Linked DNA regions of Homo sapiens: region 2 is linked to region 1. The links are chromatin loops, found by intact Hi-C in ENCODE. Cell type or tissue: Calu3. All regions are shown on one strand. Each heading gives the region's core, and the rest is flanking DNA. Links, peaks and the distances in the headings are about the cores only. Region 1 overlaps PPFIA2 (PPFI scaffold protein A2). Region 2 overlaps LOC105369873 (a long non-coding RNA gene).

Evidence for each region. A loop is a pair of places that touch in the nucleus more often than their neighbours do. Peaks named below come from ENCODE experiments on the same cell type or tissue, not always from the same donor. Only the 100,000 strongest peaks of a DNase experiment are listed, where the experiment ranks them.
Region 2: it touches region 1 in a loop (4-fold over the local background); 2 of 110 quality-filtered maps call a loop at or near these places.

Annotation. Positions count from the first base shown.
Region 1 is chr12:81,644,541-81,661,503 of GRCh38, forward strand. The region is part of intron 4 of PPFIA2 (PPFI scaffold protein A2); the gene reads right to left. Among named protein-coding and RNA genes, the nearest start is that of PPFIA2, 110 kb to the right of the region's middle. In Calu3, for the core only: no CTCF peak of the experiment used is centred there; no DNase peak of the experiment used is centred there.
Region 2 is chr12:82,166,528-82,183,490 of GRCh38, forward strand. All of the region lies in intron 2 of LOC105369873 (a long non-coding RNA gene), which reads right to left. Among named protein-coding and RNA genes, the nearest start is that of CCDC59, 180 kb to the right of the region's middle. In Calu3, for the core only: no CTCF peak of the experiment used is centred there; a DNase peak (open chromatin) is centred at 8,614.

The DNA.
Region 1 (16,963 bases), core at 4,435-12,434:
ACAAAATTTTCAAATTCTATTTTCTACCTTTTTAGTTTTTTCTTCAGAAGTAGTATGGTGCTTTCTTTCTATACTAATTTAAAATAAATAAACTGTCAGTAATTTAAAACATTATTATTCTGTTAATATTTGTTTTCCATTTTCTGTAACATGGTTAAGCATGTGTTCCCACAAGGTGGTGCTCTTTATTTAAAAATTACAACAGGAAGCAGTTTTGTTCTATGTAAGCATAGTGCTCAATGATGATACAGATTGAGCATGATTTTAAGTCGCTAAATGAGCAGTGAAAATGCATTTATTACTGAAAACTTATTTTCATTTGATTTTTATTTTTTAAATGCTAAAAGTATAAAACATTTTGGTAGCAATTTCAGTTATTAAGAATTTAGAGGTTTTAAAAGTTCAGAAAATGCATAGTAGCCATAAACAAAAACACAAAGGGAGGAATAGTAAAAATAAAATTTTGGCTGGAACAGAAATTCTTCTCTGGAAATAAAGAAAAGCTAGAATATAACATAGAAATACTATATTTAAACCTTCTAATATTAAACTAAGTACAGAGGAGTCATATACTAAGCACACTTTTTTAACCTGAATTTAGGTATTCAGAAGGAAAAGGAAATAAAGAAAGAGAGATAAAGGGAAAGAGAGAAGGAAGGAAGGAAGGAAGGAGAAGAAAGAGAAAGAAGGAACTTTTAAAAAGAAATTGAATAGTGGTATTAATTTTACTCATCATATTTTTCAAATATTATATTTCCTGACTGTCTGGTCCCTCAGTTCCTTCAAGACTCATACAGTTTTACATCTCACCCTGCTGAGGCCCAACTTAATGTTCAATATTTTACATGATTTGCTTACACCACCCCTCAGCATAAACCAAATTATTTTTCTGGTAACCACCTAAAGGAAGAATAATATGCACCAATACTGAAAAAAAATAGATAAGAGTTTTATTTCTACTTCGGATGTAAAAAGTGTGAAGGGAATATTGATCCCAGGCTAAAAATGAGAAAGAGGTAGGTAATTCTGAAAAGTATTATTTTTTTCTTAAACATTCAGAAAGCTGAGTACTTAAGACGTCCCTCTGAGATGAACAAAATTCCAAAGGTTGACAAGTTCCTTTGAGGAAAGACAGGACACACAAACTGTTTAATTATCAGCAGAACATGGAGCCAAGTGAAAGCAGCCATAAAAGTGGGTAGTAGGGAGGCAAGTAACATTTTAAAAATTCTTAAGACCTAGCGTGGGCTATCATGAGAAGTCAGAATTCCTGAGGGCACCATTCCAAGGGAAGTCTGCACCTGCTTGGACACCAGCTCTTTTACAAGAGGGGTTCAGCTACTCCTGGAGACAGGTAGGAAAAGAGAACAAGACAATCTGCTGCTAGAGGAAGGGCAAGATCCTGTCTAGCATCCAACATTTAGTCCTGCTTTGATAACCAAAGCCATCTGCCCATGGGAGAGAGACAGGAAACCCTTCCATAAGACGCAGGCAAAGATTGGCTGCACTGGCAAAGAGACAGGAGACACTCTTACCCCTTCCTCCTAGGCCAAGGTCAGCTGCCATGAAGAAAGGTATAGAAGTCTTACTCCTCCAACCAGCCCTTTACAGTAGGAAAAGCCATCTGCTACTGAGGGAGGAGTAAGACACCAACTTAATTCCAGAATTCTACAATGATATAGTATATTGCTACAGGGGAAAGGCAGGAAATCAGCCTGTAGAAACACCCAATCATTCAAGGCAGAGGTCAGCTGTCTTGAAGGAGGGCTAGAAAACTTGATTGCACCCTAGACCCTCTAGAGAACAGGAAGGGAAATGAAGAAAGACCCAGTGCTGAGGTTTGGTGCAGAGAGCCAGCATAAGACTGGGGCTGGAGGAGAACTATGAAGTTCCAATCTCCCCTTTCCTTTGCTCCTACCATGAGACTGGCAGTAAGTAGGAAGCCACAATAGTCTATTGCTAGGGAAGGCACAGGAATGCAAAGAGAAAGCCCTCACTCCTCTTTCAACACAGTCATGCAAAGTCTTCTGAAAGTTAAAAATGGAAGAGGAACATTTTGACAAACCCTCTGACATTGCAATACTCATACAAATTATAACATAGGCGCAGTCCATAAAAGGAAGAATTTTAAGCCTGTGTTTCACTGAATGTGTCCATAGTGACACTAAAGCCCAAATCAAGCTCAACTACTTTCTGCTAACTCAAACTCCAAGTTACTGGCCTGTGAGATAAAGGGGAGTGGACATTCAGGAATACAAATATTTACCTCAGTGTCTTCTGTGTTTTTTAACCAATGCAATGTTTGGTATGGAAGGAAGGAGGGAAGGAATGAAAGAAGGAAGGGAAGGAGATGAAGGTGGGGGGAGGGAAGCAGGGAGAAAAGGAGGAAGGAAAAAAAGTTCTAGTGTAAAGCAACAAAATAGTCCATAGAACCAGAAACATAGAAATTCAGGATGATGACACTTTCAGGCAGAGATATGAAATTAAAAATTATGGATAATTTGAAGGAACTGGTTAAAAAAAAAGGGGGGGGGAGCGTGTATAAACAAATGGGGAATTTCAACACAAATTTGGAAACTATAAATAAAAGAATCAAATACAAATACCAGAAATTAAAAATTAATTATCAGAGATTTAAACATTCCCTTAATTGGGCTTAGTAGCAGACCAGACATAGTAGAGGAAAGATCAGTGAACTTGAAAATGGGTTAATAGGAGTTATCCACACTGAAGCATATTGAGAAACAAAATGGAAAAACAGAAAACAGAACATCTAAAAGCTGTAAGACAGTATCAAATGGTCTTATATGCAAATATATTTTCCAAAAATAATGAAAAAAGAACAAATCATACATTCAAAAAGTTCAGAGAATTCTAAGAATGATAAGAGGAAAAGCGTAACCAGAAAAATCGTAGTAAAATTATTAAAAACCAAATATGGCTGGGTGCGGTGGCTCACGCCTGTAATCCCAGCACTTTGGGAGGTCGAGGTGAGCAGATCACGAGGTCAGGAGATCGAGACCATCCTGGCTAACATGGTGAAACCCTGTCTCTACTAAAAGTACAAAAAATTAGCCGGGCGTGGTGGCGGGTGCTTGTAGTCCCAGCTACTCAGGAGGCTGAGGCAGGAGAATGGCGTGAACCGGGGTGGTGGAGCTTGCAGTGAGCCAAGATCGTGCCACTACACTCCAGCCTGGTCAACAGAGCAAGACTCTGTCTCAAATATATATATATATATAATATACATATAATATAATATATATTATATATACTATAAAATATATAGTATATATAATATATAATATAATATATAACATATATAATATAATATATATTATATATATATAAAATCTTGAAGACATCATCAAGAGAAAAAGAGGAACTATGATTAAAAATTAAAGGAGGCTTCTTGTCAGAAGCATTGAAAGCTAGAAGACAAGGGAGCAACACTTAACCAAAAGGAAAAAAAAAACTCAATCTAGAACTCTATAAATATAGAATATAATTTTATCCAGAATTACAGAAAAAGTATAATATCTCATGACCCATTATGTTTTAGTAAAGGAGTAAGGTTAGTTCAACAACTGAAATCAATGTATACAATTCACTGGAAAAGAAAAATCACATTATTTTCTCAATCAATAAAAAGCAAGAAAGACAAATTAATAAAATTAAAATCAATTCATACATACAAAAAAACTTTTAGAAAACTAGGAATAGAAAAGAACTTGCTCAGTTTAAAAGGGGAAAATTATTAAAATGAAATGAAACACAACAAAGTATAAAATTTCACAGCTGACATTCATCTATGTAAAAAAAGCTATTAGAACTAATAGTGTATACAGTAAGATTGCATGATACAAAGTTAATATAAAAAATCAATAGTAAGTTGATACACTATCAACAAAAAATGGAAATTAAAATATTAAAACAATTTTGAGAAAATTTTAAAAGACCTAAATAAATGAGAGGATATTCCATATTCATGGATCAGGAGATTAAATATGGGTAAGATATCAATTCTCCTTAAATTGATTTATATATCCTATGTAATCTCGGTGACTCTCATGCAGGGTTTTTTCTTTTTTTGTTTATGTAGAAATTGACAAGCTGATTCTAAAATTTACTCAGAACGTGAAGGCCTTTATTAAGTAAAACAATAAGGAAAAATAAGAACAAAATTGTAGCTCTTTCAAGGATTAGTATAAAATTGCAGTAATAATGACTCTATTATTGGCAAAAAGATAGACTTACAGATCAATGGAAAAGAAGAGAGTCCAAAACAGACCAAAACATATATGGTCACTTGATTTTGGCAAAATACTATGGTAATTTAAGGAAGAAATCATAGTTTTTTTTTAAAGAAATATAACTAGAACAATTGGCTAGCCATATGAGAAAAAATATTTACATGCCATACACAAAAATTAATCATTCACAGATCATAAGTCTAAATGTGAGAGCTAAATTCATAGATTCTAAAAGAAAAAGCAGGACAAAATCTTTGTCACCTTTATTTAGAGAAAAATTTCTATATAGGCCTCAAAAACAAGGAAAAAAATAAATTGGACTTAATCAAAATTAAAATTGCTCTTTGAAAGGCACTGTTAGAATAAATAAAAAGGCATGCAACAGATTCAGATAAAATATTTATAAAACACATATCTGATAATGGCTTTGTCCACTCACTACATAAAAGAACTCTGAAACCTCCATAACAAGAAGATTAAAAAGTAACTTTAATGGGCATATAGACAGCCAATAAATGCATGACCACATGTTCAATGTCATTACTTAACAAGAAATGGAAAGTGCAAACTGAATAAGATATGACATATCCACTAAAATGACTAAAATTAGGAGTGACAATACCAAGTGCTGCTGAGGTTGTGGATCAATTTAGAATTCTCATACATTATTGTTGATGATGCCAAATGACATTTCATTTTGGCAAATGTATGCCATTTTCTTACAAAGTTAAATATGCACTCATTGGAAAACATAGAAATTCTACTTGTAGGTATCTGCTCAAGAGGTTTTAATATATATTTGAATATTTAGAGCAGATTTGTTCATAATATCTGAAAATTAGAAATGGCCTTAATATCTATCAAATGGCAACTGGATAAACAAACTGCGGTATATGTATATAACAGAAAACTATTCAACAATAAAGAGGAACTATTTTACACTACTGATACCGCAAAACCATAGAAGAATCTTAAAAGCATTGTGCTAAGTGAAATAAGTCATATTGTGTGATTCCTTTGATATAAAATTCCAGAATTGTCAAAACTATCATGACAAAAAGTAGATCAATGGTTGATATGGTATTAGTGTCAGTATAGTCTGACTCAAAAGGGGCCCAGGGAAATTTTTAGGGCCATGGGAATGTTCCATATATTGATTGTCATGGTGATTAAAGAACTACATACATTTTTCAAAACTAATCAAATTATGTTTTTGTTTTTGTTTTTTTTTTTTCCTGAGACGGAGTCTTGCTCTGTTGCCCAGGCTGGAGTGCAGTGGTGCGATCTTGGCTCACTGCAAGCTCCGCCTTCCAGATTCACGCCATTCTCCTGCCTCAGCCTCCCCAGTAGCTGGGACTACAGGCGCCCGCCACTGCACCCAGCTAATTTTTTGTATTTTTAGTAGAGACGGGGCTTCACCGGGTTAGCCAGGATGGTCTCGATCTCCTGACCTCGTGATCTGCCCACCTCGGCCTCCCAAAGTGCTGGGATTACAGGCGTGAGCCACCGAGCCCAGCAAAATTGTGTATTTTTAAAAATGTGGATTGTACTCTTTCTCTATTGTACCTGAGTAAAAAAATTAAATATACCGGATAACTTGTACTATTAGTCTTTAACATGCCTTCTTTCTAAAGGATTTTCAAAAATAATTTGAGTATTTTTCATTTTTTTCTTAAGGCTTTCAAATAAAATCCCTAATGCATAAGAGCAAATCTACCATGTATAGACTTATATCCTATAGGAAATAAGAGAAAGAGAATGTTCTGGAGCAAGGGAATGAAATTAAATGTATAATTTAGGGAGGTAAAACTAGATTAGTTTAGGGAGGTAAAACTAGATTGCTGAGGTTGCAGGGTAGGCACGGGTTGAAGTTTAGAAACCTATGCAATATTTCTCAAATAATCAATTTTTTCCTCTTTAATTCCAAGTGGAAGATTAAGAATCAAAAGAAATATTTGGCCTGAAGCCAGAGATTTTAGATTTAGCTACCTGCAGTGGAAGCTATGATTGTTCTTGACCACCGTAAAAATGTAGGTAGGAACGAAGAGAAACATATGGCCAAAGACTGAATTTCAAGACAAGCTCACTGAATACAGTGGGAGAAAGGAGTCTCCAGGCAGAAATAGAACAGTTTTAAATTCTACGGAGAGGGCAAGAGAAGTGAAGAATGAAATTAGGTCACTGGATTCAATTATTACAGATACAGATATAATTTTCAAGCATTCTGTTTTAGATGGAGGTTAAAAATCTTTTCACATAAAATGGAGGGAATCATAGTTGAGAGACTGTAGTAGGAGATATAATGTACTAATTTGAGGAATCTGGCTATATAGTAAAGCTGTAGACCCCAACTGGGAGGATATTATAGTTTCATAAAAGGATCTTCAGCATAGGGGACATTCCAAAGCAGAGAAAAGTGAGTTAATGGAAAGGAAGAGACTGCTGGAGGGAAAAGGAATATCTGAAGGTTTAAGTTCCCCCAAGGAGCTGGGAGATAAATGAGAGCAGTAACATGGGTAAAAACCAAGAGAGATGGAAAAACTGTTCTAATCTATTAAGATGTAAAACAGAGATTTATTCTTCCTGCAGGCAGAAACATTAACAAAACTTTTTTTTTCAAAAAAATTTGAGTAAATAGTTGAAAGTCAATGTATCTGTATTGTATTACACTTACATGACCAAAACTTAAACATGCTATTTTCTTTTTGTCTTTTCTTTTCTTACTACTCTCTCTTTCCCTCTACTTGACTCTTTCCCTCAAGGTCAGCTTCTGATGTAATGATTCAAAATTGTGTTACTTCAGTGGTGTTATGACTGAATGCTACAAGAGTCTTAAAGTCTTCATTATAGTTACCAAAAGATTATCACAAATCCTCACATAACAGTGAAATGCAAGTTTATTCTTACAGATGAGAAAACTGATGCTCTGTGAGAATAAGTGGCTTGTCTAAAATCAAAGAGCTCATAAGTGATAAAATTGGAATTAAACTCTTGGGTCATTTCTTAGGACTTCATTCCTATCTCACATAACCACAATATTCAAGAAATATTATCTGTTTTGTTCTTTCCTTTGGTATTATTGGCTTTTGAAGATAGCATCCCCTTGTGATTAATTACAAAGAGGAGTTTCCACAGTTGACAGTTTTGACCAGCCAAAAGAAAACTAGTGATCTTAATTCCATTTCTGCCAATAACAAGATGCGACCGTAGGCAGGTTATTTGCTCTTTCTGAACGTTGATTTCTTTATTTGTAAAGTAAGGTATACAGTTATACAGTCTGTAAGATCTTTTCTAGTTCTACATTTCTATGAGTCTAAAAGTAGGATGACTGTGAAAGACCAGTTCTACCTTGGAGATGAGCCAAATTTGAAATTGGCTATTTGTTTATAGCCTTCTTCACTCTTCACTTGGATTTTACATATAAATGCTATTTTTAAAAAGTCATACTAGATAAACTGGCTGCAAAATTTAAAACAGAATACCATTGAGGTTTTCGGCTCATGAAGCTATAAAAAGCAGTGTGAACTATAATTGTGGCCTTACAAAGTTATCATTGGCGATTTGCTTCAGAATTTCATTTCCATCTCATCTTACATAGTAAAAAAAACAACACAAAGACTAAAGACCCAGAAATCTCAGAGAGCTACTCAGAATGTATTGCTGAGGAAAATTTTCCCTAAGATATTAATTAGGTAGAAAGTCCTGAATGCAGTCATTTGACTAATTAATCCTCATTTACATAAAAATAAATCAGTTATATCAATTACTGTGGGGCAATAGAATGTGGTTCCCCACCTCCCCGTCTTTCCTTCTGTAATATAAGATTCATACATTTTCTTCCTGACAGCTAGTTATTTAGTGTCCTTTACTGCACATTTTTCCTCTAATTTGCTTCATTGTTGGTTTGGTCTTAGATTTCTTTCCTCCCATCTTTCTACTTGCTCTTTGTAGATGGTCTCACTATTCCCATATCATTATATATTATTTACATACTGTTATCCCTGAAATTTACATCTCAATCCATATGAAGAATTCACCTACGCCAAACTAAAGAACATTGCCCTTTTCTTCCCACTCCCAACCCCACCCAAATCTTTCTTATGTTCTCTGTTTTGGTAAATGTCATGAGCATCTATCCAGTAGTTCCCCAGACTTAGGAGCCATCTTTAATTTTCCTCAATATACGAATCCAACCCATCAGCAAGTCCCCAATTCTAACTTCATAATATATCTCAACCCAATTCACTTCCCTACTGCTATGACCCTAAACCAAACTCCCACCACTTACCTGAACTCCTGTATTAGCCTAGCCCTTTACCAGATTCTTTTTGGTTCAGTCCTTGTTCTATTTCACTTAATTTTAAGAGCAACCAGCATAATATTTTTAAAACATAAATCTTGTCATGTAATTCCATAGTACTTCCACTTCCATCATTTTCCATAGTACTTGGAATAAAATCCAGACTCCTACAGGACCTAGCATGATTAGCTGTTGCCTCTCACTCCAATACCATTTTATGCCACTTTGCCTTTAGCTCACTACATTTCTGTCACAGTTAGATCCTTTGTTCCTTGTCTTAGTATCTTAGTGGTGCTGTAGCAAATTACCACAAATGGATCCCAGACATCCAAAACCAAGTTGTCAGTAGATTTGTTTCCTTCTAAAAGCTCCAAAAGAGGATCTCTTCCATGCCTCCCTCCCAGATTCTGGTGGTTGTTAGCAATCCTTGGCATTCCATAGATTGTAGAGGTATCACTCCAATCTCTGTCTCCATTTCAGATGGCATTCTCCTGCACCAGTCATTAGATTTAGGGCCCAACCTAAATCCAGGTTGATTTCAAGATCTTTAACTAATGGCATCTATAAAAATCATATTACCAAATAAGGTCACATTCTGAGGTTCTAGGTGGATATAAATTTTGAGGGGACAATATTTAACCCACTGCATTTCTTCTGCTATTTCATCTCCCTGATCTTCAGATGGTCCATCTTCTGAAAATCACTTCCTCAGAGAAGTCTTCCTTGATTTCCTTCCTTTCTTCATCATAGCTCCCTGCTGTTTCCTTCACAATGCCAGCCAAACAAGTATCATTTCAGTGGCATAGTTTGTATATAATATATGTATATGTGAATACATACTAAATATAGATATGAGTAAACATATAAATATAGTAATATGTGCGTATAAGTGTATATACTTTGTGTTATCAGCTAAGAATATGGGAACATTTCTTAATTTAACTGTCATGGCATATACTCAAAAAAAGCCAGTAAACAACTGGAGTATTCAAGGAATGGAAAAAAATTAAAAAAAAATCATCTGTAGAATGAAAAGTACTAGCGAAGAAGAAAAAAATTTAAAAAATCTGTGGATTTAAAAAATAATAATAAAATGAGAAAATAATGTAAATGTAAAGAAAAGATACAGAGTGATAACACCTTGTATTATATAAGATGTTGAAAAAAACATCTATTTTATACTGATTTTTTTTCTTAGGCTGAGAGATAGTAAGTCCCAATATTAACAAATGTAAAATAAACAAAACATAATTGTAAGTAAAAACTGCGAGACACTTGATCACTATTTTAAAAGCCTACTAACATAAAATCCTAACTAATTACTATCAACGATGTATGGATCTTGGTGATTTGTTTATAGAATTAAATTTCTGCACAGAAGAACAAAACAAAAAGAATTGCTTCATAAGTCTTCCTCCTAGCATGTTTTTCTGGCTATATAATGAGTATATAGACCTAGCATTTATGGAATAAACCCAACTATCTCCTGAGGTCATATTCTGTGTATTGCTTCATTTAATTAACTAATTATAAAATAAACATGAGCTCCAAAGGAGACCGTAAGCTCCAGATCAGAAAGCAGCCACACCAGCACCTTAATTGCAGTCCATTAAACACTAAGCAGAGGATTCATCTAAGATGTTCCCAGACTTCTGACTCCCAGAAACTGAGATTGTTATTTTAAGTCATTAAGGTTGCGTCAATTTGTTACGCAGCAATAGAAAATGAATACACCTAATAAAACAACTTGGGAAGCGCTTCTTCTTTTTAACTGTCTGTTAGAGCTTTTAATAGGTGGTATAATTCCTTCCTTAAATGATTGTAGAATTCACTGGTGAAGCCATTTGGTCCTGAAGTTTTCTTTGTGAGAGGAGATTTTTAATTGAAGATTTTTTCTTTTATGTGAAGTATCACCTGAATTTTTTATTTCTTGAATTAACTTGGTTGAAGTGTGTTTTTCTAGGAATTTGTCCATTTCATCCACAATTTTAGATTCATCAGTATAAATTCTGTTGAAAATATCGTCTTATCTTTGATTGTCTGTAGGACCTATAGTGATATACTCTTACTGAGTTCTGCTATTGTTTATCTGCACCTTCTCACTTGTTTATTTGATGAACCCGCCAGAGAGTTGTCAATGTTAATTTTCCCCCAAAAATCAACTTTTGCCTTTATCCTCTATATTAAATATTCCAATATATTTTATTAATTTCTGCTACTAACACCATTATTTTTTTCTATATATTTTAGGTTTTATTTACTTGTTTTTCCCTAGGTTCTTAGATTAAATGTTTATATAATTGATTTTTAGCCTTTATTTTTCTAATACATATTTTTAAAAATATATTATAAATTTCTCTCTAAGTTGGGTTTTAACTGCCTTCCACATGTGTCAATATGTAGTATCTCAAAATGAATCAAAAAAATTCTTATTTGTACTTGAATTATTTTTTGGCCAATGGGTTAATTAGAAGTGTCTATCTTGTTTTCCAAAAATTTTAGCACTTTTTAGTTATTATTTTTAAAATTTTCATGTTTAGTGTTAACTACTAGCTGAACTCTGCTGTTAAAAGAAAATGTATTCTATATGATTTCAATTCTTTGACAATTAATGTGTTTATCTGTATATGGCCTTCATTTGGTCAATTTGGGGAAATAAAGTAAGCGCTCTATATATGTCACCAAGGCCAAGCTTATTTATCACATTGCTCAGATTATTATCTTTACAGACTTTATATTCTAGTCCAATCAGATCTGCGGAGAAGTAAAATAAAATGTTCTACCATGATTGAGGCTTTTCTATTCTCCTTTTGATTCTGTTAATTTTTGTATGTATATTTTAAATATATGTTATTAGATGTATAAACATTAAAAATTTTTCTACCTACCTGGTACACCAACTTCAATATTGAAAGCTCTCTTTTTAAATCTATTATTTTTTGAAAGACCATGGTTATTGACATTAATGTAGTTATGTAGGCTTTTTAGTTAGTATTTTATGGTATACCTTTTCTATCACTTTAGTTTCAACCTTTATTTAATTATCATATTTGTTCTCTCTTATCTGTTATTGTCTGTAGGATCTAGCTGCTCTTCTCGAGGAGTATCTTTGTGGCGTATTTTAGAATTTTTTTGTAAATACATGGTTTCAAAAACATTCTTGAATTTTATCTTGAATTGACCATTTTTCTACTTATATTTAATGCAATTTCTTACATGCTTTTGTTTAAAAGTTAGAATGATGATGTTGGTTGTAATCAGTTTTTATTTAAATTCTTGACCTGTTAGAGAATGGTGATTTAAATTAGGTGAAATCTAGTGTTTCTGAATAGGTGTATGCGGAAGATTTCTCCAGACTTCGCCATGCACAATATGTCCATGTAACAAAGCTGCATTTGTACCCCCTAAATCTATAACTCAAGAAAATAAATAAAAATAATTTTGCAGAAGGAGTTGTCAATAGAAGAAAAATAGTCATTCATGTAGATTAGCCATTGTAATCTGTGATAAAGGAAAGAAAAATTTTTAAAAATAGGATTTTCTATAAAAGTTCTCACCATGCTTCAATCAAAATATAAATTATGTCTATGAGTAAAATATAAGAATATCCAGAGAATTTATTATATAAATGATTTAGTTACTTTCAGAGAACTTTGGTGAACTCTTTTGGTAAAATATTAAATATTAAATATATATAATTTTAACTCCTCTTCCTATAATACTTATAAATCTTCTAAATGTACTTTAATAGATTAAAATACCTCTTTGAAAAATAATTTAATAGCCGATCATAAAATCTTTAGGGCATATTCCTATTATGTGGTATTCTGGAATCAACATAGATTTTAATTGTAAGTAATAATTCTGCAGAATCTCAACTTTAATTTATTATGAATATACAATCAGATCCATTTTTAAAGTGCCTGTAGTGGTTATAATTAATGTTAAGTGAAAAAAATGCATAAATTTCACGTTTTGCTGATTAATGTTTCCCTGACTGTAAGCACTTGAAAAGACTGTCTAGTTACAGAAGAAAAGCTAGAACAAGTTATTTTCCTTCCAGATGAGTGCTCCTTAACACAGAGACATAGCTCCCCTGGGAAGGTTAATGCTGCCGCCAATCTTCTGGAGACCCAGAGAGGGGAAAGGGAAGAATCCCAAGCCAAAGAGGTTTGCAATTTCCTACAAAGCCAAAGTTTAATGAATACTAATGACAGAACAGGGATGGATCCTTGGAAAACTAGCTCATTTCTTATCTTGCCAAAAGAGATAGAATGCAGTACCAACTTACTGGGGTCCATGGAGAAGCAACAGAAGCTACCTTGGACCTGTACACGTCCTGTTGCCTCGGGCTATCCTGGAGATTGGCCTTCAGACTCACCTTCTTAGAGAGCCATCTTCATTCTTTCTGGAATGACTAAGCAAGTATCAACCCTAATCTAACTGAGATTGAACAGGCTATTAGGCTACACAGTCACAGGGAGGATGTTTAGGGTTCCCTAGAAAAAGTAAATAATTTTGAAAAAGATTTCTAAGAATCAATTTCAATTTTATTTTCTAAATAAATTTGGCAATTAAATGCAAACTGATGTACCTTAAACAGTTGCAGTAGCTAGCTTTTGTAATTGCTAAAGTCTGTAGAATTGAAATACCTTTGGACCAAGAAAAGAAAGATCCTTGATTTATTCCCATACATAATGAAGATCTTAATGTAATGCAAATTAGTTATTTAAGACCTGGTTCAACATCTACCTCTCAAAACAAGTCTTCCAAAAAAATAAAAATAACCCCCCCAACCCAAATTACCATGATTATTTCCATATAATGCAAAATTAATCATTTATTTATGTACTCATTTTTACACTTGTTAATCATGTGTTAAAAAGAAATGATTGCTGGCTGGGTGTGGTGGCTTACACCTGTAATCCCAGGGAGTGGGAGGCCGAGGCGTGTGGGTAACCTGAGGTCAGGAGTTTGAGACCAGCCTGACCAACAAGGAGAAATCCCATCTCTACTAAAAATACAAAATTAGCTGGGCATTGTGTCATATGCCTGTAGTCACAGCTACTTGGGAGGCTGAGGCAGGAGAATCACTTGAACCCAGGAGGCAGAGGTTGTGGTGAGCCCAGATCGTGCCATTGCACTCCAGCCTGGGCAACAAGAGCAAAACTCCATCTCAAAAAAAAAAAAAAAAGAAAAGAAAAGAAAAAAAAAAATGATTGCTAACCAATTAGAGTGCAAAAATTTAAAGTAAAGGGTCAATATTTTTTATTTTTTATAAAGTGCTAAGAATAGTACTAAGTGTACAACAGACATTACTAATATGCTTTCTCTATAAGCCTTTATCTTTACTTCATATTTTTCACATTTTAATGAGTAATTATATGTATAAAGCTGTATTCATCCATCTGTTTTTTCCAGAAAAACATCTATCTTTGATAAAAAGTAAAAATCGTTTAACTTTATTGTGTTAGATGAGAACAGTCTAATTAGAAACCAGTCTCTTGTTAAGAATTTAAAAGATCAAGAAACCTGTTCTATTTGCTGTAGAAGAATATACGTATATATGTGTGTGTATATGTGCATACATATACATATATGATATATAAAAATATGTTACATATGTTTTATATATGTTTAAGGGTTGTATATAAATGCCTTCCAACTTACATGCAAAGAAACAAATGTATGTCTAATAAACATAAATAGAAAAGGAAGGGAGAAAAAAAGAACAAAATACAAACATTTGCAATTTCTATGGTTAAAATGATATTTCCATTTTTGACAAAACTATGGAATTCTAGGGAGCAAAAACACTTGAAGTAAAATAATTTATATTGCACTTTAAATAATTTAACCAGGAAGTTGAATATATATTAATATTTATTTTGCATATTTTGCCCTATTTCATTAACACTGATTTTCCTTCACAAGCCTTTCTTTAAATACCTTTTTCCTTTAGATTAGTTATAAATTAACAGTACAACGGAGGGCGGTTCCAAGATGGCCAAATAGGAACAGCTCCAGTCTACAGCTCCCAGCATGAGCAATGCAGAAGACGGATGATTTCTGCATTTCCAACTGAGGTACTGGGTTCATCTCACTGGGGATTGTCAGACAGTGGGTGCAGGACAGTGGTACAGTGCACCAAGTGTGAGCCGAAGCAGGGCGAGGCATCACCTCACCCGGGAAGCGCAAGGGGTCAAGGAATTCCCTTTCCTAGCCAAGGAAAGGGGTGACAGACAGCACCTGGAAAATCAGGTCACTCCCACCCTAATACTGCACTTTCTTAGCAAACGGCACACCCAGAGATTATATCCTTCACCTGGCTCGAAGGGTTCTACGCCCATGGAGCCTTGCTCATTGCTAGCACAGCAGTCTGAGATCAAACTGCAAAGTGGCAATGAGGCTGGGAGAGGGGCGCCCGCCATTGCTGAGGCTTGAAGAGGTAAACAAAGCAGCGGGGAAGCTAGAACTGGGTGGAGCCCACTGCAGCTCAAGGAGGCCCTGCCTGCCTCTGTAGACTCCACCTCTGGGGGCAAGGAATAGCCAAACAAAAGGCAGCAGAAACCTCTGCAGACTTTAATGTCCCTGTCTGACAGCTTGGAAGACAGTACTGGTTCTCCCAGCATGCAGCTTGAGATCTGAGAACGGACAGACTGCCTCCTCAAGTGAGTCCCTGACCCCTGAGTAGCCTAACTGGGAGGCACCCCCTAGTACGGGCAGACTGACACCTCACACGGCCGGGTACCCCTCTGAGACAAAACTTCCAGAGGAATGATCAGGCAGCAATATTTGCTGTTCACCAATATTCGATATTCTGCAGCCTCCACGCTCCAGGCAAACAGGGTTGGAGGGAACTCTGGCAAATTCCAACAGACCTGCAGCTGAGGGTCCTGACTGTTAGAAGGAAAACTAACAAACAGAAAGGACACCCACACCAAAACCCCATCTGTACATCACCATCATCAAAGACCAAAGGTATATAAAACCACAAAGATGGGGAAAAAAGCAGAGCAGAAAAACTGAAAATTCTAAAAATCAGAGCTCCTTTCCTCCTCCAAAGGAACGCAGCTCCTCACCAGCAACGGAACAAAGATGGATGGAGAATGACTTTGACGAGTTGAGAGAAGAAGGCTTCAGATGATCAAACTTCCCGAGGTAAAGGAGGAAGTTCGAACCCATGGCAAAAAAGTTAAAAACCTTGAAAAAAGATTAGATGAATGGCTAACTAGAATAACCAATGCAGAGAAATCCTTAAAGGACCTGATGGACCTGAAAACCTTGGCACGAGAACTACGTGACAAATGCACAAGCTTCAGTAGCTGATTCGATCAACTGGAAGAAAGGGTATCAGCGATGGAAGATGAAATGAATGAAATGAAGTGAGAAGAGAAGTTCAGAGAAAAAAGAATAAAAAGAAAATAACAAAGCCTCCAAGAAATATGGGACTATGTGAAAAGACCAAATCTACGTCCCATTGGTGTACCTGAAAGTGATGGGGAGAAAGGAACCAAGTTGGAAAACACTCTGCAGGATATTATCCAGGAGAACTTCCCCAATCTAGCAAGGCAGGCCAACATTCAAATTCAGGAAATACAGAGAACGCCACAAAGATACTCCTCGAGAAGAGCAACTCCAAGACACATAATCGTCAGATTCACCAAAGTTGAAATGAAAGAAAAAATGTTAAGTGCAGCCAGAGAGAAAGGTCGGGTTACCCACAAAGGGAATCCCATCAGACTAACAGTGGATCTCTCGGCAGAAACTCTACAAGCCAGATGAGAGTGGGGGCCAATATTCAACATTCTTAAAGAAAAGAATTTTCAACCCAGAATTTCATATCCAGCCAAACTAAGCTTCATAAGTGAAGGAGAAATAAAATACTTTACAGACAAGCAAATGCTGAGAGATTTTGTCACCACCAGGCCTGCACTAAAAGAGCTCCTGAAGGAAGCACTAAACATGGAAAGGAACAACCAGTAACAGCCACTGCAAAAACATGCCAAATTGTAAAGACCATCGAGGCTAGGAAGAAACTGCATCAACTAACGAGCAAAATAACCAGCTAACATCATAATGACAGGATCAAATTCACACGTTAACAATATTGACCTTAAATGTAAATGAGCTAAATGCTCCAATTAAAAGACACAGACTGGCAAACTGGATAAAGAGTCAAGACCCATCTGTGTACTGTATTCAGGAAACCCATCTCACGTGCAGAGACACACATAGGCTCAAAATAAAGGGATGGAGGAAGATCTACCAAGCAAATGGAAAACAGAAAAAGGCAGGGTTTGCAATCCTAGTCTCTGGTAAAACAGACTTTAAACCAACAAAGATCAAAAGAGACAAAGAAGGCCATTACATAATGGTAAAGGGATCAATTCAACAAGAAGAGCTAACTATC
Region 2 (16,963 bases), core at 4,799-12,798, 520 kb after region 1:
TTTTTCTGTCTATTGAGATAATAATATGGGTTTTGTTTTTAATTCTATTTATGTGATGAATTACATTTATTGATTAGCCTATGTTGAACTAACCTTGCATCCAGGAATAAAGCCTACTTGATTGTGGTGAATTAACTTTTTGATATGCTGCTGGATACAGTTTGCTACTATTTTGTTGAGGATTTTTGCATCTATGTACATAAGAGATATTGGCCTGAAGTTTTCTCTGTGTGTGTGTGTGTGTGTGTGTGTGTGTGTGTGTGTGTGTGTGTGTGTGTCTGTCAGATTTTGGCATCAGGTTGATGCTGGCTTCATAGAATGAGTTAGGAAGGAGCCATTTCTCCTTGATTTTTTTGAAATATTTTCAGTAGAATTGGTACCAGTTCTTCTTTGTATGACTGGTAGAATTCAGCTGTGAATCCATCTGGTCCAGGGCTTTTTTATGGTTGATAGGTTCTTTATTACTGATTCAATTTCAGAACTCAATATTGGTCTATTCAGTGTTTCAATCTTTTCCTGATTCAAAGGATACACCCTACAAAAGACTAATATCCAGAATCTATAAGGAACTTAAACAAATCAACAAACAAAAAACAAATAGCCACATTGAAAAATGGGCGAAGGACATAAGCAGACACTTCTCAAAAGATGACATACATGCAGCCAACAAACATATGAAAGAATGCTCAGCATCACTAATTCTCAAAGAAATGCAAATCAAAACCAAAATGACATACCATCTCACATCAGTCAGAATGGCTATTACTAAAAAGTCAAAAAATAACAATGACTGGCAAGAGTGTGGAGAAAGACTGCTTATACGCTGCTGGTGGACATGTAGCCCAGCCACTGTAGAAAGCAGTTTGGAGATTTCTTAAAGAACTTAAAACAGAGCTGTGATTTGACCCAACAATCCCCTTACTGGGTATATATTCAAAGAAAAATAAATCATTGTACCAAAAAGACACATGCACTCACATCTTCATTGCTATGCTATTCCCAATAGCAAAGATGTGGAATCAACTTAGGTGCCTGTGAACAATGGATTGCATAAAGAAAATGTGTTACATATATACCATGGGATAATATGCAGCCATAAAAAAGAAAAAAAATCACATCCTTTGCAGCAACATCGATGTAGCTGGAGGACATAATCCTAAGCAATTTAATACAGAAACAGAAAATCAAATACTGCATGTTCTCATTATAAGTGGGAGCTAAAATATTGAATACACATGGACATAAACATGGGAATAATAGGTACTGTGAACTCCTAGAGAGGAGAAGGAAGAGGGTATGGGTTGAAAAACTTCCTACTGGGTACTGTGCTCACACTTTGGTGACAGGATTCTTACCCCAAACCTCAGCATTACACAATATGCCCATGTAACACACTTGCACTATACCCTCTGAATATAAAATAAACATTGAAATTTAAAAAATTATGTTTCAAATTTGGTCTTAAATGTATATAATTGTCAACATTCAGATCTTAGTATTGACCTTATAACTCCAAAGGTCTATAACAATGATGCATAAAAATGTGGAAATATGAAGTTATTCAAAATAAGCAAGTTCATACCAAAGAGGCAAGGACTTCAGAGATATAGAGAAAGACAGTAAGAAGGAAATACAACTCATTTCCTCCAAACTGACTGTGGATAGAGACAACTATTTATTTTAGTTATAATCCTCATGAACCAAATCACCTCATCCTAGGAGTGAAATAAAATAATCACAAAGAAACACAGTGTTTCCAAACATACCCTTCTGAATACTCTCGCCTTATCACCACCACCACCACCACCAGCATTAATATGCCTCCCAAATAGATCTTGGAATTCCCACAGGATAGCTCTTCTATGTTTCTATGTTGGACTAGTCTTAACAAGCCCAAGGCATTTTATGTTTTTCTCCCATTCTGCTCTGACACACTGTGGTGATGTCCTTGTCACATTCAAAACCATATGAATCTTTATTTCTATTGCTTGGTGGTGCCTCTACTTGGCTGTAAATGCCCCGTATCTAGAGAACTGATCATTCTAAATCTAGTCACATCCAAAGTAGTGCTTATCACTTAGGAAAACATTACAGCAGTCTTATATAGCTGCATAGTCCTCAAACACCAATGCTTTCTTTAGCCTAGGGTCATCTTTATAATATCCTGAATCCTTAGAGAATGAACTGAAGTACAAGCTAAGTGACAGATTCTATACTTAACTTGGAATCACCCTGACCTTCATTTATAGCCTTTAATATATAAATTAATACTTAATAACTTTTGCATTTTTACTAGGCACTTAATAACTTTTGGAATTTTTAAAAATTATTATACTTTAAGTTCTAGGGTACATGTGCACAATGTGCAGGTTTGCTACATAGGTATACATGTGCCATGTTGGTTTGCTGCACCCATCAACTCGTCATTTACATTAGGTATTTCTCCTAATCCTACCCCTCCCCCAGCCCCCTATCCCCCAACAAGTCCTGGTGTGTGATGTTCCCCTTCCTGTGTCCATGTGTTCTCATTGTTCGATTCCCACCTATGAGTGAGAACATGCGGAGTTTGGTTTTCTGTCCTTGTGAGTTTGCTGAGAATGATGGTTTCCAGCTTCATCCATGTCCCTGCAAAGGACATGAACTCATCCTTTTTTATGGCTGTATGGTATTCCATGGTTTATTTGTGCCACATTTTCTTAATCCAGTCTATCATTGATGGACATTTGGGTTGGTTCCAAGTCTTTGCTATTGTGAATAGTACTGCAATAAACATACATGTGCATGTGTCTTTATAGTAGCATGATTTACAATCCTTTGGGTATATAACCAGTAATGGGATTGCTGGGTCAAATGAAATTTTTAATTCTGGATCCTTGAGGAATCACCACACTGTCTTCCACAATGGTTGAACTAATTTACACTCCCACCAACAGTGTAAAAGCGTTCCTATTTCTCCACATCCTCTCCAGCATCTGTTGTTTCCTGACTTTTAATGATCAGCATTCTAACTGGCATCAGATAGTATCTCACTGTGGTTTTGTTTTGCATTTCTCTGATGACCAGTGATGATGAGCATTTTTTCATGTGTCTGTTGGCTGCATAAACTTTTGAATTTTTTACACAGGCACTGTTGTAACAGACTTTCAATAGATTATTTTATTTAGCCTTCCTGACAATATTATGAGTTAGATATTATTATCCCCATCTTAGAAACAGATAAATTGAGGTCTTTAGACTTGGTATTTCTTGCCCAAGTTAATACAGGTGTTAACCAATGGCTTTATATCCAAACAGTCTCATGCTGGACTACTCTAAACTACCAAACTACTTCTCATTCTTTAGGATAAACCGATCTGTCCCTGAAATGTGATGGCTATTTGGGCAAAAGACACATAAGCCTAGAACAGGTCCTACTTGACTCCATGGGAGCATATGTAGAAAACTGTGCCTCTGCTGGTCATTTGCATGATTGTAGGAAAACAGCCTGCTGCATGGCATGAGTGATGCCATCTTGATGCAAAACCACCATGATTACTGATGTTTGACCTCCACATACCAAGGTGTTCGGCATAAAAATCTATAAACAATGTCTGTAGTATAGATAACCCATGTAAAAACACTTATCCAACTTCCCCCATGATCACGAACATTAGCAAGAAAGTCTGAAGACATGGTCAGCTGCCTATGTTTTACCCTAAAAACTTGCTATACACAGAACACTTTTTGGAAGGTGAGTGTGGGGATCTACCATGTCACAACTGCCTGAGTTATTATTGCTTCTGTTTTTCTCTAGTAAATGTTTCATTCCCAGAAGCTGGATGTGTTAGCCTCTTTCTTTGGACTCTCAGCTCCCGCAGTCTTTGGGGTTAGATTTGTATATGCCTGCTCACTGTGGAACAGTGGTCTTTGGAAAACTTTTCCTGAGAGTGTCTAGTTTCCAAAAGTATGACCAAAATGGCAGGCTCCTCTCTCCCCTGGATGGTAAGAAATCAGATTTGCCTTGTTTTCTTCGCCTTGCAAAGAATTAATGCATCCCAGCATGTTCCTGAGATGGGAGACAAATTTCTGTGATCTCTCCTTTGACCCTTTTACTTCCCACTGGACAAATAGTGTGTCTGATCATAGTATTTCTACAATTCCAGCAATCCTTTGACAGAATGTCTTTCCTTCAGTCATATGGGCTAGTCTCTGGGTACAATGTAGAAAGTGAAGTGTCAGTGAGCCTGGGATATGTTAGGCTTCTAGCTTCTAGAGAAGCTCTCTCCCTGTTAGTTGAACTACTGAATATGCAATGAAAGGTGATGTCAAATTTCTCAGAATAGATGTACCGCTTTGTCTTATAGAAACTGAGTTGTTATGTGTGCCTGAACAGGAGTAGTCTGAAAGAAAAAGACCAAAGTAAATGTAAGGGAAAAAAAATCACTGAAAAGTAGAGAATACAGAGGAAGAAGAAGAAGAAAAAGAAGGAGGAGGAGGGAGGGAGGAGGGGGGAGGAGGAGGAGGAGGAAGGCAAGGGGGAGGAGGAGGAAAGAATAATCAAACCAAACCTAATATTCTCAGAGAGATAATAGGAATCCATTTCTTTAAAGAAAGAACTAGATGTTATGATTAAGAAGCAAAGTGTAAGAAAAAACTTCTATTAAAGAAATATATACATGTACTCATGTGTGTATATTTGTGATTTTTAATCAAAATAATAGATTGAGAATCACATTAATATATCCAAAATAGTAGAGCAAAAAACAAAGTGAAGGAAAAGTAGAAGAGAAAAAAATAGAAAATTAAAGAATCAATAGTGATTCAACATCTAATAAGCAGAGCAAAGAAAGGGAAAATGGAGAAAAAATTGAGAAGAAATTATTGAAATGATAACTTATAAATTTCCCCAAACCTGAAGGAGTAGAGCCTCCTAATTGAAAAGATTAACATAATTTTCTACAGAGCGAAAAATAATAATAATCAAGGACAAAATGCATCATCATAACATCTCAGAACATGATAGATTTTAAAAATTCTAAAAATGCTTTAAAAATTAAAATAGGCAACCAAAAGAATTTACAAATCAGTTTTTAAGTAGATTTAATAACAACACAGCAAAGACATTATAGCAGTGCTTTCAAAATTCTAGGGGAAAATAATTTTTAGTCTAGAAGTCCAAATGCATCTAAATGCACCAATCAAATGTAAAACAACAAATTTCTTTCTCATTGTTTTTTCTTAGAAACCCACTAGGAGATATGCCTCTCAGGATGGAGAGATACTAACATAGAAAAAAGAAAAAAAGAATTCCCATAATATGGGAAACGGAGTCCCAAAATGGCATTTGTGCATTTGGTCTGGAAATTTACCAGTCCAGATAGGAGCAGGACTGAGTTCTCTGGGTTGCTGGCCACCATGGAAACAGCAAACTGATAATTACTTTATATGCTGACATTTTGGAAACACTTTTAACATGCTTATATGGCTTCAGTGAAGCACAGGGAAAAATATAAATACATAGCAAATTAGGCAAATAGACATTATCCTAAGTGAATTAACACAGGAACAGAAAACCAAATACGGCATGTTCTCACTCATAAGGGAGCTAAACATTCGGTACACATGGACATAAAAATGGCAACAATAGAATTCGGGTACTACTAGAGGCAGGAGGAGGGGGACAAGGGTTGAGAAACTATTGAGTACTATGCCCACTACCTGGATGATGGGATTAATCGTACTCCAAACCTCATTATCACACAGCATACCCATATAACAAACCTGTAGAGGTACCCCCAAATCTAATATAAAAGTTGTAATTATTTTTTACAAAGAAAAGAAAAAAAAACACAAACTGAATAATATTGAGTCTAAGAGAAAAGATGTAAGACTGTTCTAATAACTAAAAGTGATAAAGAGTTATGAATTGAACTGTGGTATCATGAAAGGAACTCATTTTCAAGTGGGGGCAAAGTTGAATATAATGCAAATAATGGGGAAAATTGGAGAAATAACAATAACAAAAAAATTGGCAAATACAAAAATTATTAATTCTAAGAAATCAAAAGTTGCACTTCTTGACCCTGCAGTGAAAATATTTACTTAGTCCTTAAATATAAACAGTAATGAATGGCATAACCTAAACTGTAATGTAACCTTATTAAAAAGAAGAAGGGAAAGGAAATAAATGTGTCAAGAAAGATGACGCAACAGAGTCTCTCCTCAACTATACAACCAGAGATCTTTGATCTTTGATAAACACGTGAAATTAAGAGTGGTATGAGAATATTTAGAGGAACCAAACAGGTAAGTACCAAGGAAAATTAAAACGTGGGAAAGAGTTGTAACCAGCTCTCTCTGAGCAGCAGGACCAAGGGTTGGTGCAGGAGATAGTTTTTCCCTATAAACCTCTGAGAACTGCTTGATGCAACTATGTTTCTACTTTACTATAGAAAAAATGTAAATTCTAAATTGTTATGAAGTTTAATAATTTTACTGTTTATAACAGACAAGTCCAATTGTTTTTACTCACTTAAAAAATAGAAGTTTTTAAAGGCACTTATAATGAGTGGTATAATGTTGTTTTAGCTTTTGTTTTTTTACTTGTAACATTATTTTTGATGCTCCAGAAATTTAAAATAGTTAATAAACGTACCAAAATTGATAATAAGAGTATCAGGAAAAAGAAAGCATCAATCAAAAGATGAGTAACTGGGGCAGGGAGAGTAGGAGACTGGAGAATGAGTACAACTACATGATATTCCAATGTAGGCACTACCATAATGTATTTTTCTTACTATCACTGGTGTTATTAGTTTTAATATTTATTGAGTACTTGCCATCCACCAGACATCATACTAATTATTTTATATACATTCTTTCCACAATATCTCTAAATACTATTAAAACTCTCACACTAATGACTTTCTACCACATTGCCTTCTTTTATTTCCTTCTTAGCAACTATAACTCTCTGAATTGATGCTGTCTTTTTGTTGGAGTTTTTTTAAATTTGTTTATTGTTTGTCTACAATGTAAGTTTCATGAGAGTAGAGACCTAGTCTGTGTTATTTATTACCTGGAGCACAGTAGGCACTCAGTAAATTTTGCACAAACAATGGATGAAGTTGACAAAATCAAGCTGGAAAGAGGTTCAATTTGTTACTCAAGATGAGTACTTAAAACAGAAATATGTTCAGATGCTGAAAGAAGTTTAAAATATATAAAAATAATTATTGTTAAATTATGTATAATATTTTCCAATGTGTGTGTATGTGTGAATGTGTATTTGTATACGAAATATAAAAGTTTGAAAGTATATAAGATAGTAATATTGAATATCACAGAATAAAGGGCCAGACAAATTTTTTGTCTTCTCTTTTATTCTAATTTACCTACAATTAACATAACTTGTATAATAAACATAATACAATTTTGTAAAATGTTTTTGAAAAAACCACATGCTACAGTGTTTCCTAGTCCACTTGAGGACCAAATGTAACACGATGGCCTCATTATCATAGCATGATTAATTAAGCAGCTGAAATATAACCAATACTCAACCAAGTCAAAGGATCGAGCTCTCTTTAAAGAATCTTCTTAAAATATACTCAGGATCCAGTGCTGAAGTTGACTCTTTTACATAATCAAAATCACCTACTGAAGTTATGTATACATAGGTACAATTATGTATTGCTTTGGCTTAGGGGTCCCATCAATGATTGACAGATATTCCTCACTATCAGTTCTCGAAGAAACCAAAGGTATCCTGTGTTCCATTTTCTCATTCAAGTCAAAATCCATTTGCTCTAAGTTTTATTTTTTGCTTTCATTCTTAGTTTTGCCTTTTTTTAAATATGGTTTAGTTTCTTTTCCTTGCTGCTCTTTGTTCTTTCTGCATCCTTTTTCATGAAACTGCCATCTTTCGAGACCTAAATGAACTGGTTAGTGTGGTCATGAAAATTCCCTTATAACCTTTCTTTATAAATCAATCTGTTCCTCTCTAAAGCTAGTGTTGATGGCCCAGATTCAGTTCACCATGCACTAATACAGAGATTGTTTACTTAATGGACTGAAACATAATAAAAATTTTTCTCCTCACCTCATTTGACCTACAAGTAAGCTTTCATTTTCAGCTTTCACTTTTTTTTATTGCCTTTTTTGTCTTGCTTGTAATAATATAAATCTGGTTAGGCTAGCTGGTGTGTCAATTCCTGTTAATAAAATAAACCATTTCTTCTCATAACATATGTTTTCACATCATTAAACCAGTAGGGAGCATTTACCCAATGTTATGTATTATTGCTCAATTTATACAATTAAATGTTTGAATGATTATATATATGTATAATATACACATACAGAAAACACCAGGGTAGGCATGGGGAATACTATTATAAACTATGTTCAATTAAGAACTAACCGTCATGTAAAAATGTAAGAATATATTTTCACAATTCGCTGAAGCACATTTTTTATAGATAAACACAACAGCATATAAAATGTGTAATAATCCTGCAAAGGCTGAATGAGATGGTAGAGAATGGAGCAGGCTCTTTTGTTACCCATGTAGAACAGCTGTGTGATCAACTACCCAACTGCCTTTTGGGAATGAAGCCAACTCTGAGACCAGGCACACCAGGTGATAATCTAACAGATGCAGCAGGAGCTCCACCTACTCGCTGCACTGAAACACAGACATTATCACCTAAAAACAAACAAAATAGCAGCCTGTGTGAGGAGAATAGTATTAAACAAGCAAAACAGAAATGGACATCAGGTCCCTTTTAGGAAGTCAGGATTTTGATGGCCTATCAAGTAAAGAGAAATAGCAAATTAAATAATTTCTTCATTTTAAAAGAAAGAATCTGCCTCTTCTCTTTTATTATACTATTCGTAACTCAATCAAATAATATAGATTAGGTAGCCTATAAAAATGATTCCACATGCAGATGAAGTTGTTTTCCTATGTTAAATATTATTTGGAAGGAAATTAAGTGATTTCAGCAGAGGAGAATTAAGTGAATACAGATGACTTGTATAATGGAAGAAATAAATCACATTAGATCCCCTAAGTAGAAAAAATAAGTGACTTTATTTTATTCTTAGGAGCCAGAATGCCAAAGTTATATTTTTTCCTGTTCAGACATTGATTTTTCAGAATTGCCTACAGCATGTAATAACCTTTCTACTTTAGTATCCTTATGCAGAAAATTGGGATTATATGTTTTATTAGTTTGAGTTTATCGCTAGAGTGGTGAAGGGATGAATTATTTTATTTATCTGTATTGATACATTTTGTAAAAGTCATTTTGAAATTCTTCCAAGAATCAGCCATCCCATCTTTGATAATCAGTTGTTCTTTTTTAAATGGTTGTTGAAATTTATTATAATTTATTTTATTTTTTCCATTGGTAAACAAAACTTCTGAAGGAAAACCTTGAATGCAACTCAATTAAATCAATGTTAATTTTTGCAAGGAACATATTTATTTAAATGTTTATTTTTATTTTTATTACAGTATCACACAAATTTTAGCAAGACAAATCAAACATTCTGGAAATTAGGTCTGATAGATTCAGCCTTTACAGGTTGGATGTATTGTTAGCATTTTTCTTGCAGAGAGTTAATCTTTTCCCCAGTATCTCACACAGCTAAAGCTAAAATGAACGTGCAACTTTCTGAGGCTTTCCCAACGGAACAATGTGTATCACATAGCAACAGCTGCCGAGGAGAAAACCACACAGCGAGCTTAAGTTTTTTCCCTCTTGTAAAGATGATTACATCCAATTGCAGGAAATGTATGCAACATCAATACTGTCTTAAACATGTTCTACTTGTATGTCTATGTTACTGCATTTAATAACTATTATCAGATGTTACATTTTGCATTTCCAAAGAATTTTTACATCTGTTAAATAGCCCTATGAGAGCAGGTATGATTACTCCTGTTTCACATCTGGGAAAGCTGATATTCATAGGATGTGGGTGTCTCGATGAAGATCAGAAGGCTGGACTTACACAGAATCAGAACTAGCGTTATTACTCAGTTCTCTTTTTACCATACTTTGCTATGTAGTTCATATGTATACTGACCTACATGGTTTATTGATGGTTTATTTTCTTAAGATTTGACACACCAGCTAGTCTAACCAGATTTATATTATTACAAGCAAGACAAAAAAGGCAATAAAAAGAAGTGAAAGCTGAAAATGAAAGCTTACTTGTAGGCCAGCATGTATATAGTTCATGTGTATGTTAACAAAAAATAAAACATAATAGGAGTACAACGTTACATACTAACATGCTATTTTATAATCCACTGGGTCATATGTATTGTGGAGAGAAGCATTATGTCTATTGATTGTCCTAATTTCTATGTCACCATAGTGCAGTTTTGTTTTTGTCTTGTAAATGATGGTGGTTTGGAACTACTGCTAATTGCTAATGCTCCTGGATACATTTGGCAGTAGTCTCAGGCAAGCAACCCACAACAAGCAAATTAAATCGTTAACAGTAGTTTTTTCTAAGAGCTTACGGTATGAATGACAAAGGGATTGTGGATGCCAAACAATTTAAATAAAAATATAAGAGATTATAGTTTATGTAAAGAAACATAAACATCTTAGAGCTTATACTACAATGGACAGCAATAAAGAGACTCAACCTCTTGCTAGAGTTGAAATATCATGAGCTTTGAGGAAAAAAAAAAAATCCCTGAATTTGAAAGACTTGCTATTTGATATGAAGGCAAACACTTCATAATCAGGCCAGGAGGGCATTCCAGGCATAGTGTGTGAGATAATCATAGGCAGATGTGGGATGAATGGATCAAGGAATTTAGTTTACTCAAAAGCAGCACCCATCTCATTAGGAATAACATAAATAATGACCAGGAAAATGGGAGATATCAGAACTTTTTCATCTACAGCTCTGGAGCAGTTCGCTACTTTGTATTTCACTTTCCCCCTTATTCGTTTTGTTTTATGCCATACTTATTCTCTACATAGTGCCAACTTTACTTACATATTTGGCAATTTTTGCCTCATAAGCTATTGGTGATGAGCCAGAAACAAGGTAGACAGCTGAAGAAATGGTACAAAAGAAGTACATAACCACACACACACACACCAGACTCCTATTTGTTCAGTTCAGAGACACCTTTCAATGTCATCAAGTGCCAATGCCTTTATCTTATCACATTCACCACACCACATCCCACCCCTATACCTGTATCCACCTTTGCCTGCTTAAACATCGTTCAAGTAAGCCTTCCCTAACCCTCACAGACTGGACAACAAACCCCTGCTAAATGCTTTGATCATGTCCATAATTGTCTTCCACAGCTGATAGTCATTATATAATTTTGCAATTGGAAATGGTAATTGTATACCAATGTAATTTAAAAAAAAAATCTGCCAATCGTTCAATAAAATTCCTGAGTTTTTTTTTAGACTGTAAGCTTTATGAGAAACAATGAAAGGTGTGTTTTGATTGACACTACTTCAGCATCTTGCAGAGTGGATGAATACATACTTGTCGAATAATTGAGCTTGTTCCAAGGATAATTCTCAAGTTGAGAGAGAAGTGGAGGTATGGAAGAGAGATAAGAGCCAATAAGATAAAGAAGAAAACCAGATTCACTTACTCGTTTGTATTTGTATAATTGTCAGTTCAATGGCTAGTATATGGTAAAAATAGTAAAAAAAAAAATAGTAAAGAGGTTTACTATTAAACTTTACTATTAAACCCCTTTTTACTATTAAACCCCTTTATGATTTTTACCATATATCAGAGTCCCTTTTTAAATGAGCTTTATTTTACAGGGCTTAGAGCATAATTTTCTTATTTGCATGATTACAGAAATTTACAGTTGCATATATTATTGAGTTTACAGGTTATAAGTGTCTTTTTTGCCCTTGGTCAAGAAGGAGACCCACAATTATGACACTGCTTCTCTAAAAAAATTATCTGTGATCTACATAACTGTAATCTGTATGAAAACATGGTCCCCCATGGATTCTCTGGGAAGAATAGAAAGAACTTGTCTATGGGTAAGAATGCAGATTGTCAACCATAAATTAGTGCAAAGCCCTTCGGAGCCTAAACAAAGGTATTGAGGCAGTAAAATAGGGTCTGGAGGCAGGGAACATAAGGCTGATTCACACTTCAGCTATGACAGGAAATATTCTCTCCATAGGGCATAGGCCAAGTAAATGACTGTAACTTCACTTCATCCTCTTCATTTACATAGGCTGTACCCCAAGAAGAGGGTATTTAAACCCCCAAAAATTCTGTAATGGGGCCCTTGAGCCCCTATGCTTGGGCTGGCTCCCACCCTGTGAAGTATACTTTCATTTTCAATAAAGCCCTTCATTCCTTCCTTGCTTTGTTTGTGCTTTTTGTCCAACTCTTTGTTCAAGACGCCAAGAACCTGGACACCCTCCACCAGTGACAGTATGACTAGGGAAAGGATGAGTAGAGAACATGATTTTGGAAATTCAGAGAGAGACATGAAACTTGGGAAACATAGCTTGAAAATGTGGGTTGAGAAAGCAGTACAAATGAGTTCTATCTTGCAAACTTTAGAATAATAAAGATACAAATAATAGCCCAAACCAAAGTATTATTTTATATGCATGCTCAACTGGAATCTTCTTAACCTAAAATGTCATTGAAAATTTAATACATGTAGGGTTTTCCTCCCATCTTTAGCTTTTTGCCTAGAGAAATGGGCACCTTGTAAGTTGCTATCAAGTAGGAGATTCTTTAAATTGCAAACAATGCTGCTTGAAAAGCACTAGGAAGAAGAATGTGTCATTCAATGCATCATTTATTTATTGAAAACATTTATTAGGCATCTATTATATGCCTAATGCATAGATGTAAATGTTTGACTCACGTAGACACAGTTATTGTCTTCATAGATCTTATAGCAAAGAGTGGCAGATATGAAACAAATAATTACTCAATTAGTCATTTCATAACAATAGTGTTAAAGCTGGCTGAGTGGTGCATGCCTGTAATCCCAACACTTTGGGAGGCTGAGGCAGGATAATCACTTAAGAATCACTTTGATCATATCCTTTGTCCACTTTTTCATGGGGTTGTTTGTTTTTTTCTTGTACATTTGTTTGAGTTCTTTGTAGATTCTGGATATTAGCCCTTTGTCAGATGAGTAGATTGCAAAAATTTTCTCCCATTCTGTAGGCTGCCTGTTCACTCTGATGGTAGTTTCTTTTGCTGTGCAGAAGCTCTTCAGTTTAATCAGATCCCATTTGTCAATTTTGGCTTCTGTTGCCATTGCTTTTGGTGTTTTAGACATGAAGTCCTTGCCCATGCCTATGTCCTGAATGGTATTGCCTAGGTTTTCTTCTAGGGATTTTATGGTTTCAGGTCTAACATTTAAGTCTTTAATCCATCTTGAATTGATTTTTGTATAAGGTGTAAGGAAGGGATCCAGTTTCAGCTTTCTACATATGGTTAGCCAGCTTTCCCAGCACCATTTATTAAATAGGGAAGTCTTTCCCCATTTCTTGTTTTTGTCAGGTTTGACAAACATCAGATGGTTGTAGATGTGTGGCATTTTTTCTGAGGGCTCTGTTCTGTTCCATTGATCTATATCTCTGTTTTGGTACCAGTACCATGCTGTTTTGGTTACTGTAGCCTTGTAGTATAGTTTGAAGTCAGATAGTGTGATGCCTCCAGCTTTGTTCTTTTGGCTTAGGATTGACTTGGCAATGTGGGCTCTTTTTTGGTTCCATATGAATTTTAAAGTAGTCTTTTCCAATTCTGTGAAGAAAGTCATTGGTAGCTTGATGGGGATGGCATTGAATCTATAAATTACCTTGGGCAGTATGGCCATTTTCATGATATTGATTCTTCCTATCCATGAGCATGGAATGTTCTTCCATTTGTTTGTGTCCTCTTTTATTTCATTGAGCAGTGGTTTGTAGTTTTCCTTGAAGAGGTCCTCCACATCCCTTGTAAGTTGGATTCCTAGGTATTTTATTCTATTTGAAGCAATTGTGAATGGGAGTTCACTCATGATTTGGCTGTCTGTTTGTGAACAGACACTTCTCAAAAGAAGACATTTATGCAGCCAACAAGCACATGAAAAAATGCTCATCAGCACTGGCCATCAGAGAAATGTAAATCAAAACCGCAATGAGATACCATCTCATACCAGTTAGAATGGCGATCATTAAAAAGTCAGGAAACAACAGGTGCTTGAGAGGATGTGGAGAAATAGGAACACTTTTACACTTTTGGTGGGACTGTAAACTAGTCCAACCGTTGTGGAAGTCAGTGTGGCAATTCCTCAGGGATTTCTAGAACTAGAAATACCATTTGACCCAGCCATCCCATTACTGGGTATATACCCAAAGGATTATAAAACATGCTGTCATAAAGAGACATGCACATGTATGTTTATTGTGGCACTATTCACAATAGCAAAGACTTGGAACCAACCCAAATGTCCAACAATGATAGACTGGATTAAGAAAATGTGGCACATATACACCATGGAATACTATACAGCCATAAAAAATGATGAGTTCATATCCTTTGTAGGGACATGGATGAAGCTGGAAACCATCATTCTTAGCAAACTATCACAAGGACAAAAAACCAAACACCACATGTTCTCACTCATAGGTGGGAATTGAACAATGAGAACACATGGACACAGGAAGGGGAACATCACACACCAGGGCCTGTTGTGGCGTGGGGGGTTGGGGGAGGGATAGCATTAGGAAATATACCTAATGTTAAATGACAAGTTAATGGGTGCTGCACACCAACATGGCACATGTATACATATGTAACTAACCTGCACATTGTGCACATGTACCCAAAACTTAAAGTATAATTAAAAAAAAAAAAAAAGAATCACTTTGAGACCAGCCTCGGCAACATAACAAGGCCCCATCTCTATTAAAAAAAAATAAAATAGGGCTGGGTGCTATGGCTCATGCCTGTAATCCCAGCACTTTGGGAGGCTGAGGTGGGCGGATCACAAAATCAGGATTTTGAGACCAGACTGACTAACATGGTGAAACCCCGTCTCTACAAAAAATACAAAAATTAGCTGGGCATGGTAGCAGGCACCTGTAATCCGAGCTACTTGGGAGGCTGAGGCAGGAGAATCGCTTGAACCTGGGAGGCAGAGGTTGAGGTGAGCTGAGATCACACCGCTGCACTCCATCCTGGGCAACAGAGTAAGACTCTGTCTCAAAAAAAAAAAAAAAAAAAAAAAAAGCAAGGCGTGCGTGCACACCTTTAGTCCCAGCTACTCAGGAGGGTGAGGCACTTGAGATCAGGAGTTTGAAGTTACAGTGAGCTATGATAGTAACAGTGCACCCCAGTCTGGGCAACAGAGCAAAACTCTGTCTCTAAAACAATCTTTTGTGAAAATAGTGTTAATCCTATGGAAGATAAGTAGAGAGCATTGTGAAAGTTTATTGGAAAGACACCTGACCTGGACTGGGAGGAGGTGATTTATCCAGGCATCTTGAGAGAGTTGTATTTCAGTTGAGACCTGAGGAATTAGTAAAAATTAATTAATGTTATTTGGCCAGACAGCATCTAAATCTCTGTTATTTATTTGACAAATTTGCCACTTAATGAGTTGTGAAGGTGGCCGACTCCACCGCAGCCAACAGAAACTAAAAATGTCAGATACTCATTTTCCCAACATTTTTTATGGTTAAAGCATGGCTACATTTATACAGGCTCTGCCATCAAGACATAACCATAAAAGACCGAATGGGGAGCAAGTGCCACAAAATGAATAGGGACTAGACGGAATGTTGTGTAGGTATCTGCTAATTCAGCAATAACAAATTCCTTGGGCAACAGGCTTAGCAGGGTAAACAGCACATATGGGGCTTGGTGTTGAGGACAACGTTGTCTACTCTTCAGAGAGTCTAGAGTGATTGGAGATGTGGTTCCTCGTTGCATGGCCACAAGCTTTAACCTCTAAAGATCTCCCAATAATTCTATGAGCCTCCTAACATCTTTTAATAATTTTTTTCTTCTTAATTTAGAGTTGGATTTTGTTATTTACAATTAGGCAAAGAAGTTGGAGAGAGTGAACAAGAGATTCCTGGTAGAGGCCAGAGTGAATGTGTGCTGCAGCCCAAGCATCCTGGGTAGGTGTGAGGGAGAGTGTGACAGATGAGGCCGGTGCAATGGGCAGGGACCAGGGAAGGCAGGGCCTTGCGGCCATGAAAAGGATTAACAATGAGAAGTCACTAAAGAATCTTAAGCATGCACAAAGCATGATAACATTACATTTTAAAAAGTGATTCAAAGATGGGAAACTGTATGTTTGAAATTACTATGGCTAGACAAAGGAAATGACTGTGGAAGTGCAGATCAATAGCTGGATTTCAAACATGCTGTGAAATAAAATAGTCTTTGGCAAGAGGTCAGATGTGTAAGAGTAGAGCGTTTTACTTACACAACAACTTGCTACTTGTTCAACGAAAGTGGATGACAGATGGAGAAATTTCAATATAAATGTATTTGTGGCTGATTTGATTTGCATATATTCTGCTCAGCCAAATGTAGTCAGGGGAAGCACATAGTTAGTATACAGGCTGATATTTCTACTGTTCTCTTAGCCCAAAATTAATAGATTAAATTTCTCTTTGTTTTATGCTGTCATTCTTTGGTACATTATAACATTGTGTCATCTCTTCAACATCAATTTAATCCTTTTTTTCTTGCAATGGGGAAAGAGCTGAAGGCATTAATTGGTTCTAGAAAGGTACAAAAGACATTCACAGGTTATATAAATAAAAGGGTTGAGAATCAGCTTGGTTGACACTTACTGTGTCTCAGCAATGAAATCCAATTATCAGTAATAGAAGAAGAATAGGAATTACTTATTCCTACTATTAAGTAAAAATAAGTAAAATGTTCTAACAGTTGAAAGTTCTTCCATTGTCTTCTATTTATAATGCTGAAGAACTCAACG